Linked DNA regions of Mus musculus: all the other regions are linked to region 1. Evidence: chromatin contacts called from ENCODE Hi-C or POLR2A ChIA-PET data. All regions are on one chromosome and are shown on one strand. The core of a region is the stretch at or near the end of the contact, and the rest is flanking DNA. Distances in the headings are between cores, read along the strand shown.

The links. Hi-C counts contacts between places; a loop is a spot of excess contacts on that map. ChIA-PET counts read pairs that join two places held with the same protein, here RNA polymerase II (POLR2A).
Region 2: POLR2A ChIA-PET joins it to region 1 with 12 read pairs in embryonic stem cell. The contact joins the promoter of Leng9 here to the promoter of Zfp787 in region 1. A Hi-C loop is called at or near these places in 1 of 37 maps with a recorded cell type or tissue (regulatory T cell). POLR2A ChIA-PET finds 5 or more read pairs at or near these places in 1 of 5 experiments (embryonic stem cell).
Region 3: a map of regulatory T cell shows a loop between it and region 1 (4-fold over the local background). The contact joins the promoter of Tfpt here to the promoter of Zfp787 in region 1. A Hi-C loop is called at or near these places in 2 of 37 maps with a recorded cell type or tissue (T-helper 17 cell and regulatory T cell).

Annotation. Positions count from the first base shown.
Region 1 is chr7:6,154,364-6,158,451 of GRCm38, forward strand. It overlaps Zfp787 (zinc finger protein 787), which reads right to left and starts at 1,602. Exons shown (of 3, transcript NM_001013012.2): 1 at 1,482-1,602. It overlaps Gm36371 (a long non-coding RNA gene), which reads left to right and starts at 2,856. Exons shown (of 2, transcript XR_391130.2): 1 at 2,856-3,902.
Region 2 is chr7:4,147,741-4,151,560 of GRCm38, forward strand. It overlaps Leng9 (leukocyte receptor cluster (LRC) member 9), which reads right to left and starts at 2,132. Exons shown (of 1, transcript NM_175529.3): 1 at 443-2,132. The coding sequence starts at 1,935. The coding sequence ends at 478. It overlaps Leng8 (leukocyte receptor cluster (LRC) member 8), which reads left to right. Exons shown (of 16, transcript NM_001374609.1): 16 at 1-433. Cdc42ep5 (CDC42 effector protein (Rho GTPase binding) 5) reads right to left here. Exons shown (of 3, transcript NM_021454.4): 3 at 3,520-3,820. The coding sequence ends at 3,595.
Region 3 is chr7:3,627,562-3,631,669 of GRCm38, forward strand. Tfpt (TCF3 (E2A) fusion partner) reads right to left here and starts at 2,368. Exons shown (of 6, transcript NM_001290381.1): 1 at 1,991-2,368; 2 at 1,267-1,525. The coding sequence starts at 2,013. It overlaps Prpf31 (pre-mRNA processing factor 31), which reads left to right and starts at 2,424. Exons shown (of 14, transcript NM_027328.4): 1 at 2,424-2,495; 2 at 2,997-3,181; 3 at 3,284-3,344. The coding sequence starts at 3,005. Gm15927 (a long non-coding RNA gene) reads right to left here. Exons shown (of 6, transcript XR_003946711.1): 6 at 3,510-3,842.

The sequences.
Region 1 (4,088 bases), core at 352-2,851:
TGGCTCCAGAGACTTTTTGAACTTTTGCCTGAAAGCAAAAGTATGAAAACCCTTGCTCTGGGTGTATCACTTTAACACCTCTATTGTGTCCTCGTGAGGAATGGCATGAAATTTCTTATCTATGGCTGCAGAACTTAGGAGCTGAAGCGAGGAATTGAGCTTCAGAGCTCGTGGGCAATATTCCCAGTAGCTGCAAATCATTCTTGAATTTCACCATGGGCCAAGCCTGAGGATATACCCTTCTCTGCTCAGATGGAGAACACATGAGATAAACCAAGTCAGAATCTAATGTGAAAGTTCTCTGGGCCATGGCAGCACAGCACTCAGTGACTCCAGAGAAGCAGGAGGGGAAAGTTACCTGCACTTGACCCAAGAGGCTTAAAGCTTTCCCCAGAGCAGAGGCCAGATCTCAGCTAGATTCTCAACAACGCCAAACATGGAGCCTGAATCAGAAATTAAGGGGTTGGGGGAACCCATCAGGTCTGCGTTTTTAATAACGACCTGGGCAATAACGCCTAAGGTCGTCCTGGGTCAGGTCTCAGCTCCTGCTTTCCAACCCCAGTTCATGTTCATTTTCCTATCCTGGTGTTAAGACAGGTGTCAGTTCACTCCCCACTCACTTCTTCGTCTGTGGATCACTTTTCCGACTGACCTTTTGTAAGTGCTGGGGCACACATTCCCGGGGCTTGGGGGTCACCCTATGACCTAACTCTTGTACAGATTGGAGGTGGAGGCGGGAGGTCTGCTAAGGGGCGGGGCTCCGCGCTGGACCCAGCCCTGTGTCCGCCCAGGGGAGGAAGGCAACAGTCCAGGCGGCCCAGGACGACCCACACGGTGCTGACCTTGGCCTGGCGCTTCCCCTCCCAGGACGTGTTTCCTGCCGCCGGTCAGCACGCGCGGGGGAAATAGATGAATGAGCCTCCCGCCACCTGCATCCCGTAATTACTCGCTGGATCAAAGGCCAGCGCATGGCCCCCGAGGCAGCAACGGGCCAGGCGACTCGATTTGAGGAAGGAGAGGACTTGGGAGAACTTGGGCCGAGACTGACCATGGGCCGCCGTTTCCGGTCAGCCCAATCCAGGCGGCGGGGTCTCTCCCCACATCAAGCCTCGCCCCCGCAACAAGTCCCTGGCACTTCCGGCCATGACCGGCTGCAAGTCCAGTCCGGGTGGCCCGGACCCCACCGGTTGGATAACCCAGGTGCCTGCCGGCCCAGCACTGCCGCCGGAGTAGCGCACGCGCATTGTCCCAGGCCGCGGCGCCAATCTCTCCCGCGCGCGCGCGCGAACTCCCCGGCCGCGCGCCCGCTCACGCCCACCCCCCCCACACACACCCCTAACACGACACGCACGCGCACTAGTCCGCTCTGCCGCGCTCGCCCTCCCGCCTCCCCACCCACCCCCGTCCGAAGCCCAGCTTCCCGACGCGCTCTCATCCCAGCCACTCGGCGCACGCCCCCCTGAGCCCGCGGCCGCCCTCACCTCCGCGGCCCCGGGGCCGTCACGCCGCACTCTTCCTCTCGCCTGCCTCGCGGATGGTGGCAGCGGCGGCAGCGGCGACTCAGACCCTGGGGTCAGGGGGACGGGCGCCCAGGCCGGAAGTGACCTTCCCGGCCGCTTCCGCTCGCGCCTCTCCCTCTCCTCCCCCTCCCAGGCCGCCACCGCTACCTCGCCACTCTAGGCAGAGGAGCTCCAGGACCCCTGACCGCTACCCCCTCCGGCTCTATGGTACGGAAAGGCGCCTCGGGACGCTACTTCCGGAATTATCTAGGACCCAGGTCCTCCGTTTTGCTCTATGGCGCCTCGCTCCGAGGGGCTCGGGCCCCGCCCCCTCCCCGGACAGAAGGCTGGGCTCGACCCGTTAGGCGCACACTTCCGGGTGTCGGGGCGGCCCCCAACCCAGCCTCGTCGCTCGCGCCTGCGCGGTGAGCTGCCCGCGGCGACGCTCCCACTACTCCAGTCCTCCTGTCGTCTCTATCATCGTAACCCCTTCCGCCCCGGGGCGCTTCCAGGCCAACGCCGGTCTCAAGAAAAAATTCGGTTCACGAGATCTGGAGTTTTTCCCCAAAATGTTTCCGCTCGAGCCTCCGGTGCGGGTTGCATTTTGGGACGACCTCATCTTGAAATCGGCCTGTTTTGCAGAGAACCAGAGGTCACATTACCTTACTAAGTGACATAGCAAGAATGACCTCGAACCTTCAGAGTAGGGCTCCAAATTAAGTGTTTATGACTTATTACTCTCCTAGAAGAAAGGTCCATCACAGTTTGGAGGATGCTGATGATGAAGAAAAGGAATGAAAGGACCCTCTACAGATATCTGCTTCCAAGGCACAATTTGAAACTTGAAAGTCAATGTCAGCTTCTCTGAGACAAATGGTATCATCATCACGTAACTACCTTTACAAAAGCAGGCGTCAGGTGCTGCTGACACTTGGACTAAGTAAGGGATGGACTTTTTAAACAAACTCCTCCTGCACCAGAGAAAATCCTGGGCAGCCTAAAGAAGCAAAGCCCACAGGCAAAACGATACATGACACCTGAGGACAAGCTAAGAAAATGGAAAGCATAGCCATCTCCTTAGCAAGGTGCTCCAGAAGTCTTTGCTCAGCAGACTGTTAAGGATGTGTAGAGAGTTAGAAAATTCAAGAGGAGGCCTATGCTGAGCCCTGTAATGGAAAATGTCCAAACTGCCTGTAATTCATGTTCAAGCGCTGGACTTCCGTGGTTAGATTAAAGATAAACCAGCCAGGACCTTTCAACGGGTGATAAAGATCACAGGCTGCTTGTAACTGATCAAAAGGCTAAAGGCGAACCCACAGCAGGGGTATTAAAATGGCCCCAAAGGTAAAGAGTAAACGGAGGACAGTAAAAAAAAAAAAAAAAAAAAAAATTAACTATCCCTTCCTGGCTCAAAGCTAACAAAACTAAAAGGCAAACTGGCAGCATCAGACACAGCCACGGTAGTTACTGTTCCATCCCGAGTCCTGGGCCACACAGAGGAATTCTTAGAATGCTAAACCAAGTAATCTGAAGATACATATTTTCTCCATGGTGAGCCTCAAAGGCTCAGGGGTACACACTCACCTAGTACCCACGAAACCCTAACGGGAACAGCTTTGTGCCACTTTCAGTGACAACTACAAGGAACCAAGGCTCTGGGCACCCCAGGCTTTCTCTTGTCTCTCCAAACTTTATCTTTTTTTGTTTTTGTTTTTGTTTAAACTCTAGTAAATGTGCAATTCTGTTTTGCCCCTCCTATCTCCTTATCTCCTTTCCCACTATGACTCCACCGTGATGCTCAGGGTGTACTCCTTCTCTAACTCCAGCCAGCTATCCTCAAGTCACTTTTTGTATCTGATTTGTGTGGGATTATTTTTTTTTCCATTTCTGGGGTTTGCAGGCACTGTGTGTGTGTGTGTGTGTGTGTGTGTGTGTCCATGCATGTGCATGTAAGGTCAGAGAACAGCTATCAGGAGTTGGTTGGTCCTCTTCTATCATGTGAGTCTTGGGAGTCTAACTCCGGTTGTCAAGCTTGGCAGCAAGTACACTCTACTACCTGAGCCATTTTCCTGGCCATAGCTATTGAATCTTGTAACTCTCTGAGTTCTATGATCCATATGAATTTTATGAGCTTGCTGACTCTTCCCGATTTCAATCTAAAGCAAAGTTAAAGACTATTACCCACGCAGCCAATTCCTAGGCTATTTCTGTAATAAGTTACTTCTCCTCTTTGCTGCAGCAGAATGCCTGACCAGAGCCAATTAAGGGGAAAGGATTTACTTGAACGCACAGTTTGAAGATCCCGTCCATCATGGCATTGCAACCACAGTCAGGAAACAGACGGGTGAATGCTGGCACTCAGCTCTCCAGAAACCCCAGCCCATGGAGCAGTGCCACCCATAGGTAATGTGGGTCTTTCTATCTCAGTTACCCTAATCTAAATATCTCCCACAGTATGTTGGAGGCTTGTCTAGATCCATCTAGATCCCCTCAAATTGGTCGTCAATCTTTTTTTTACATTTTTAAAATAATTTATGGGCATGCATGTATGCCAAAGTATGCACATGGATGCAGTACCGGAAGAGGCGA
Region 2 (3,820 bases), core at 882-3,381, 2.0 Mb before region 1:
TTAAGTTGTCTCCGTGTCCCTTCCTCCCTCTGCCCCAATGTTTCTTCTGATTTTTTTTTTTTCTTTCCCTCCTGCCTCTTCCCTTCCCACTCCCTGGTTCAACACAGGTAAAATGGTTACCCTCCCTTCTTTCCTCCCCTCTGCCTTCATGGATCACCAACTCACGTCATGTTTCCTTCTCTTTTCTCTGTGTGTGTGTTTATTTAAGTTACTTTTCTTCCTTCTCCCCTTTTCTTTTTACCCCTCCCCCTTCTGCCATGTAACTGGAGGATGTGCTATGAGGTTGCAAACAGCTGGACTGTCAGGCTGCTTTTTCCCAGATGCCTCCCTGCCTCCCTCCCTCCCTCTCCCCTCCCTTCCTTCATTCTCCTTGAGCATTGAGTACAGTACATTTTGGAAGCTTGAAACCAAAATTAAAGAGAGAGAGCGAGAACCTGTTTCTGCTTGGCCTGTTTTATCCGAAATATGAAACCTCGGTCATTTCAGGGAAATTTCTACCAAGGGAAGATAGCTATGCCCTGCTCTACCCATGCGGCAAAGCCAGAGTTTACTTAGGGGCTGCCTTCCTAGCTCCTGGTTCAGGGTGTACTCAGGCTTAGGGAGGCAGACCTGGGTTCCATGTGGTACCTTAGCCAGGGTGAGGTGCGGTTGTAGTTCTGGCAGCAGCACCACTCTAAGCCCTTCGGCCTCTAGCCTCTGATTCAGTGTTTGGGCCATACCTGTCAGTGTGGGGGAGGGTGTGGCACAGAGCACATGATGGCCCAGAAGAACCAAGTCCCTGAACTGTAGCTGGGAGGGTGCCTGAAGCCCTGGTTTCAAGATGGCTCTCCGAAGAGCTCTAGCTGCTGCAGCCTCCTCCCCAGGGCCTGTCAGCCTTAGCAAGACCACTGTCAAGTGCAGGGCCTGTGCTGGTACCAGGAACTCAGCACAAGAAGGGGCAATCCGGACCAGATGCTCTTGGGCCTTGACCACCTCAGCCCTAAGCCCAGACTCTGTCACCATCAGTGCCACAAAATGTGTGGGCCGGGGCTGGCGAGGGGCCCTTCTGTCGTCAGGCCAAACACCTGGATCCCACACATTTCCCATCTCTTCAGCAGAAAGCCCTTTCGTTTCCATGCCCTGCGCCTGCCACTGTGGAAGCAATGTAGCTCTGGGCTCCTCTACTGAGCTGATCTTCACTCCTGAGAAGTTCATGCTTGGGTCTGGCATTTCTAACTCAGTGGTCCCATTCAGCCCGGTCTCTTTGGTTGGCCCATCCACTTCAGGTGTCTCCAGGCTGGAATCAAGCCCAGTTCTGGTCTCTTTGATTGCCCCACCCTCTTCGTGTGTCTCCAGGCCCGAATCAAGACCTGTTCCGGTCGGGTTTCCACCCGCCTCTGCAAGGGCATCCTGGGTATCCAGACCCTCTAAACCCACCCCTGTTTTCTCTGTGTCGGGAATTTCTGCCGTGACCTCTGTCCAATGCTCGTCCCCGCCGTCCAGCGCATCAAGGATAGTGGGTCCCCGACCAGCCACAGAGCCCGATCCAAAAATGAGGTCAGTACGGGAGGCACGGTCCCATACCAGGCGGCCGCGGAAGCGGAAGTAGCGTATGCGGTGCTGCGGCACTGCCAACACGCCAGGTCCGAGCGCTGCCAGCGGCTCGTCCCAGCAGAAGGCGCAGAATGGCTCTTCCTGCACTCCCAGGAAGCGGTCGGTGTAGCCCACCGAAAAGTCAGCAGGGTCCAGGCGCGGGTCCCAGCGGATGCGTCGGATGACGTCAGCAGCAGTACGCAGAGCCGGCTTCTTGGACCCAGCCTCCGGTTGCGTAACCACCGGGGACGGCGCCGGGGCCCCGGGATGTGGCTGACGGCAGCGCGCACCGAAGCGACAGCGGCCCTCTAGGAAGAAGCGGCAGACCGCGGGGGCCTCAGAGGAATCGGCCGAGGCCTCCATGGGCCTTCACGCACTAAGCGGTCTCTGTCTGCAGCGTTGATCTCCAACTGTGACGCCAGGAACCCCTCCCGCCTCAGGTGGAAGGAGGCCAAAGGACCAGGCAGGGCGTCAGAATGTAACACGGGCTCTGGAGCTCTAATTTCAAGTCCAGTTTATTTACGCGTACCGGGTTTGTAAGCCACTGGGAACCCCCTCTTGCCCCGCCTGAAATGATTTACATATGTCCAGCCCCTCAGGGAGTCTTAAAGAGCCTGGCCCCGCCCAACCAGCCAATTTATGTGTGCGTCAAGCTTCTCTCTGGACATCCAGGGAGTCACGTCTTATTCCATACAACTTCTCCCTTTGGGGACTTTAGCGAGACAGTTTAGCAAATACTTGACAAGTGCCCCACCGCTGTCAGGGCCCCAAGAAAGGCTTCTCCGCATCCGATTTACATATACTCCGCAGCCTGGGTGGGGGTAGGGCTTAGACAACCCCTCCGGCCGCCTCCAGATACTTTGCATCTGCTCAGCCTCTCGAGACCTCTAGGGAGCCTGGCAGGGCAGCAACTGATTTACCTGAACACCGCAGCTTCGTTGGGAGGAGAGGAGTGGGACTCAGCGGTCTTGGCCCCGCCCCCAACCGTCTTTAAAGTTTGTAGCCAGCTCCCATGCAATTGATTATCTTACATGCCACACCTCATAACGAATAAAGTGACTCCTGGTTCTGCCTCTGTCAAGTTATTTATAAATGTCTTTCCTGGGAGCCTCACCCCTTTACCTTGGCCTCACTCCACCTGATTGTTTTACACATGCTCCGCCCCTCATTGGTCTTATCCTGGACTCAACCATGGTGAAATGGTTTCTCCTGTGCCTCCTTGTAGAGGTCGGGTTTTACTCCTGTCACCAGCCTAACGTTTGAAATATACGACCCACCCTTTTGGAAACTATAAAAACCCTTACTCTACCTCTGGTTCGGTTAATTTAAATTGGTCTTATCCCTCTAGGGACCTAAGATAGCCCCGTCCCAAAACAAACCCAGAGACTAATTCTAATTGTTCCTCCCCTCTGAAAACCTTTGAGAATTTTGCTTCACCCCCCTCCCGATATAGGTTCGGGCAGTCCTGCACCTCTAGATGTTAAAATATCTGGACGTCTCAGGCTGAACTTTGTGCCCAGATTTGTAACGCAACAGCCTCCCGCAGGGCGACACACAGTTGGTGGGACCTGAAGCCCTTCCCACGGGAACCACACCCTCGTGGCTCCAAAGGCTCGCCAACCGCTTCCCTTTGCAGGGAAGCGCCGCCCAGTCAGAGTGCACCTGGAGGGAAGTGGATGGCCAGGCGACTGTGACTCTTTATGCCAGATAGCAGCTGTCACGGGTGTTGGACTTTATCCAGGTGGTAGTGAGGATCGGTCAAGGTTTGAGGGATGAATAGGACTGTGGTAGAGACTCCGCCTTTGGGGAGGGGCATTACATGAATACGTATTCAAACTCTTAAAGGAGCATCACTGACAACTTGACTTCTAGTTGGTGGCACCCCAACTAGAAGTGGCACCACCCTACTGCTTCTGTACCCTTTCCCGCGTAAAGTGAATAGACAGTCCATGGCACAAACCTCAGCCATTTATGTGTACAAAAGTGGAGTGCTGGGAGGGAGGGGTTGAGGGAATTATGACACTACAGACCGATGACGTCGTCCAGCTGGAGGTCAGCATTTGAGCAGCAGCGGGTCTTGGGGTGCTGCACTCTAGGGTGGGCATCCCCATCGGGCTTGGTGGCTGTTGTCTCGCTGCGCTCCGCGTCCATGACGCCTAACACCGCGTCCAGCATAGAGGGGCCCAGGTCCAGGTGGAAAGACAGCAGCGGGTCCGCAGGTGAAGGCACAGCCACAGGGGGCTGTGGG
Region 3 (4,108 bases), core at 1,118-3,617, 2.5 Mb before region 1:
AGAGAGCTTGCTTCTCTCTCAGAGCACCAGATTTCAGATCTCAGCATCCGCACTAGGTAGCTTACAAACACCTGTAAGTCCAGCTCTCCCCTTCCTGAACTCTGTTAGTACCACACTTGCTAAGCAGTGTTTAGAATCCCTTCCCAATCTCCTCAGCCTCAGCCTCTCCCTTTCCAGGACTTGCACACACCGTGTTTCAGGATGTCACCCACACCCAACAAAGATTTGTTGGAATCCTAACCCAATACTTCAAAAAGTGAGCATCATGCAAACACAGTAATGCCAGAAGCAGCCATGGCTCAACAGAAGTCACTGGTGCAGAGCCCAACCTGAACTTTGTCCTCATGAAAAGGAGAAACTGAGACACTGCCCTCCACCCCAGCCCTCCTATCACCCCCCTCCACCTCCTGTCTGTGCACTAGTTTCAAACCCCTTGCCAGCTCCCATTCATCCAAAGCGCAAATTCCAAACTTCTTCTCTGGTGTTCCTGACTTACTAAGACCTACTTACATTCTGCCCATAGCTCCTTCCTCCTTCTTACTAAGGAGGTGAACTAAAGACTCACGCGATGAGTTAATCTGAGAAAAGAAGGACCCAAGTGAGGTTCAAGAGGCAGAGTAGGCAAGCCTGGAGGTGCCTTAGGTGAGAGGCTGTGAATGAAATCTGAGAGTCACCTGTGACATACCAGAGGCAGAGTATCTGATGCTGTGATGGTTATTACTGATTTTTCAACTTGACAAGATCTAAAAATCACCTAAGAGACAAGACCCTATGCATGTCTTTGGCATGTGGGTTAATTGAGGTAGGAAGATCTACTCTAAATGTGGGCAGCACCATATCATGGGCTGGAATAAACTGAATAAAAAGGGAAAGTCAAGCTGAGTGCCAGTAGTCATCTCTCCATCTCTCTGCTTCCTGCCTATGGATGCAACATCACCAACTGTCTCATGCCCCTGACACTGTGTCTTCTCTGCCGCCACAGATCCTTAAACTCCAAGTCAATGTAAGCCTTTCCCCAAGTTGCTTTTCCCAGGTCACAACAAGAAAAGTAATGAATATAAATATTCTGGAAGAGACTACTTAGGGTGCCTGGCACAGACTTAGACCCACATGGATCTGTTCACTTGTTCAAGTACAAAAGGAAAGGGAAAAAGAAGGACATGAGGAGGAGGAGGAGGCGGTATGAGGAGGGGGTGGTGTTGGCATCGGCAGCGAGGCGGCAGTTCTGGCGAGAGGACCCCCAAATGGGAATCCACACTTACCTACCTGCTCGATCTCCCGGCAGCGCCGACCTAGTGCCTGGTACTTTCTACGATTTAGTTCCCGCTGGCGACGCCTTCGACCCCGGGCTGCCTCTTCCTCTTCATCTCGCTCCCGGAGTCCTGAATCACCCAGACCACCGGACACAAATTCCACTTCTGTCTCTAGCTCACTTTCTAGGATGTGGCCACCAAACAGGGGAGGCAGAGCCAGCTCTGAGCCTGGTGGCGCTGAGAACTCTTCAAAGCCCACGGCTGCCATGGTCCTGTAGGGCCAAGAAGTTTTAGGAGCCTATATTCTGGCTCTCCAAGTCCCTCCCAGGGGGACTTAGGTCCAGGCCCCAGCCTGGAGCCCAGATCCTAGCCCTCTCCTCCATCACACCCAGCAGCCCAGACTCTAGCCCTCCTCCCTCCTACCAAGAAGCCCAGACCCTAGCCCTTCTTGGTCACTGCCAGGGATCCAGGCCCCAGTCCTCGTCCCTAACAATGAGGAATCAGACCCTAGCCTCCTCCCTCAGACTTTGGAGCCCACACTCCAATCTCCTTGCTCTCAGATCCATAAGAACAGCAAATTCCAAATCTCCCCTACGATGCTCCAGTACTGCCTCCGGTTCTCCCACAGAGATTCGAAAAGAAAGCAACTGCACGAACTTCCCCATCGTCCCTGAGAGCACTACAGCCGATCGTTGCTGTTTTTGGAGTCCCCGTTTACACAAAGCTCAGCTACTCACCCCTCTCTCTGTTCCAACTCCATTTCTCTGGTCAAGAGACACCTCAAGCCTCAGAGAGGTGGAGTCTTGCGCAAAACTACCTCTCCCATCAGGCCTTGCGACACAGGAAAACTGGGAATTAAAGTTTCCTACTCTGCCTTCGTTTGCACCCGACTCCAAATTGCGGCTTGAAGCCTTCGGTTTATCCTCTAGCGCCTGCACCGATCGTCCACGTTGTCACCTTCTTTACTCCTGTCTTGTCGCAGTGTCGACTAGCCAAAGCGAATCTCTGTTTAGCAGGCTCAATCCACGGCGACGTACGACTTCCCCTAGCCCTAGAACCCAGCACTCCCGGTCGCCGTCCCGCGAGGCGGCTGCTAATAAAGTTGTTGTCCAAACGCTGCCGGAAATGTCGTAAACGGCCAATCAAAACACAGATTTATCGGCGGCAAGTAAACGTCATCAAAGAGAGCCGAAGCTCTGGGGAAGCAGATTTCTTGGAAACGATTGTGAGAGGATCGAAGCGGTGAGTGTGATGGAGAAGAAGGGATGGCCGGAAGCCAAGCTACTGGAGGAGAAAGTGTAGCGGGCGACTTAAATCATAGTATAAATAATAATATTAAACGTATGGAGCGCCTTAGAACTAATATTCAAGACGTGAGTGGATCACAGCATAACTTTAGGCTGAAATATGGCACGTGGGCCAGACGGGTGGAATGAAAGAACTGAAGGCAGGGTGAGGGAGCAAAGAGCCGGGTTAGGCAAAGATGAATAGTTGCTCAAAGACCCAGAGGTGTGGGGAAAAGTTGCCAGGTCAGGTGGTACCTGGAGGGATGTGCTGTGTTCTGTGTGGGTAGGAACAGGAGACAACCTCCGTGAACTAAGCAAGCTGTGGAGCCTGCGTGCGGCTACAGGAGCTGATGAAGAAGAAACTTAAGGGGATCCGGGAGAAGGTGCTCCTTCTGGTGATATGAGTGGACAGGGTCAAGATGCAGTATTAGGGAACCCCATTCTCCCTTTCCCATAGGCCTTGGGATGTCTCTGGCTGATGAGCTCTTGGCTGACCTCGAGGAGGCAGCAGAAGAAGAGGAAGGAGGAAGCTATGGAGAAGAGGAGGAGGAGCCAGCAATTGAGGATGTACAGGAGGAGACCCAGCTGGATCTTTCTGGAGATTCAGTCAAGAGCATTGCCAAGCTATGGGACAGCAAGATGGTGAGGTGGCACCCTTTAAGTCAGCGTTCCTAGGGAGGAGTGGCCGGAGAGCAGTTCTTTCTGAGAGGCCTAGTTTCTGACTGTGCTCTCCTTCCTCATCAGTTTGCTGAGATCATGATGAAGATTGAGGAGTATATCAGCAAGCAAGCCAACGTGTCGGAAGGTGCCTCCCACCCTCACTTTCCTCTGCCCATTCTGACTCCCCGACTCTCTTGCTCCTTATGGTTTTATCACCAAGTGTCTCCCTCCTCAGCTTTCCTCAGAGCATTCATTCTTCTTTTTTTTTTTAAATCCAGTTACTGACCCTCTGAAAACATACTGCATTGTACCCAGACATGATATGTGTTTATATCTCACCACTTAGGAGACTGAGGCAGCAGGTACATGAATGAGTTCAAGTCCAGTCTGGTCAGAGTCAGCCTGGGTAAAACCCTGTCTCAGAAATAGGTACATTCATGGAGTTGGAGAGATAGTTAAGAGTATCTGCTGCTCTTCCAGAGGTCTTGGGTTTAGTTCTTAGCATCCACATGGGTCATAACTATCTGTAACTCCAGTTCTTGGTGATCTGACATCTTCTGCTCTCCATGGGCATTATATATATATTATGCACATCAGGCAAAACGCATACATACATTTTTTTTAGAAGAAAGTGAGACAACACCTATGTTTAAAAAAAAGGAAGAAAGAAAAATAAACATGCATATTGTACTATAAAACTGATGTGTTTTCTAATTGTGAGAAGACTTGTCTCTGGGTTCTCTGAACTATAGGACCTTTTCCACATCCACAGACAGGGTGTGTACACATGTATGTACGTATATTTTTAAATATGGAGACAAGGTTTCACTCTGAAGTTCAGACTGGCCTAGAAGTTACTAGGTAGCCTATAGTGGCCTTGAACTCTCAGCAACCATCCTTTTTCAGCCT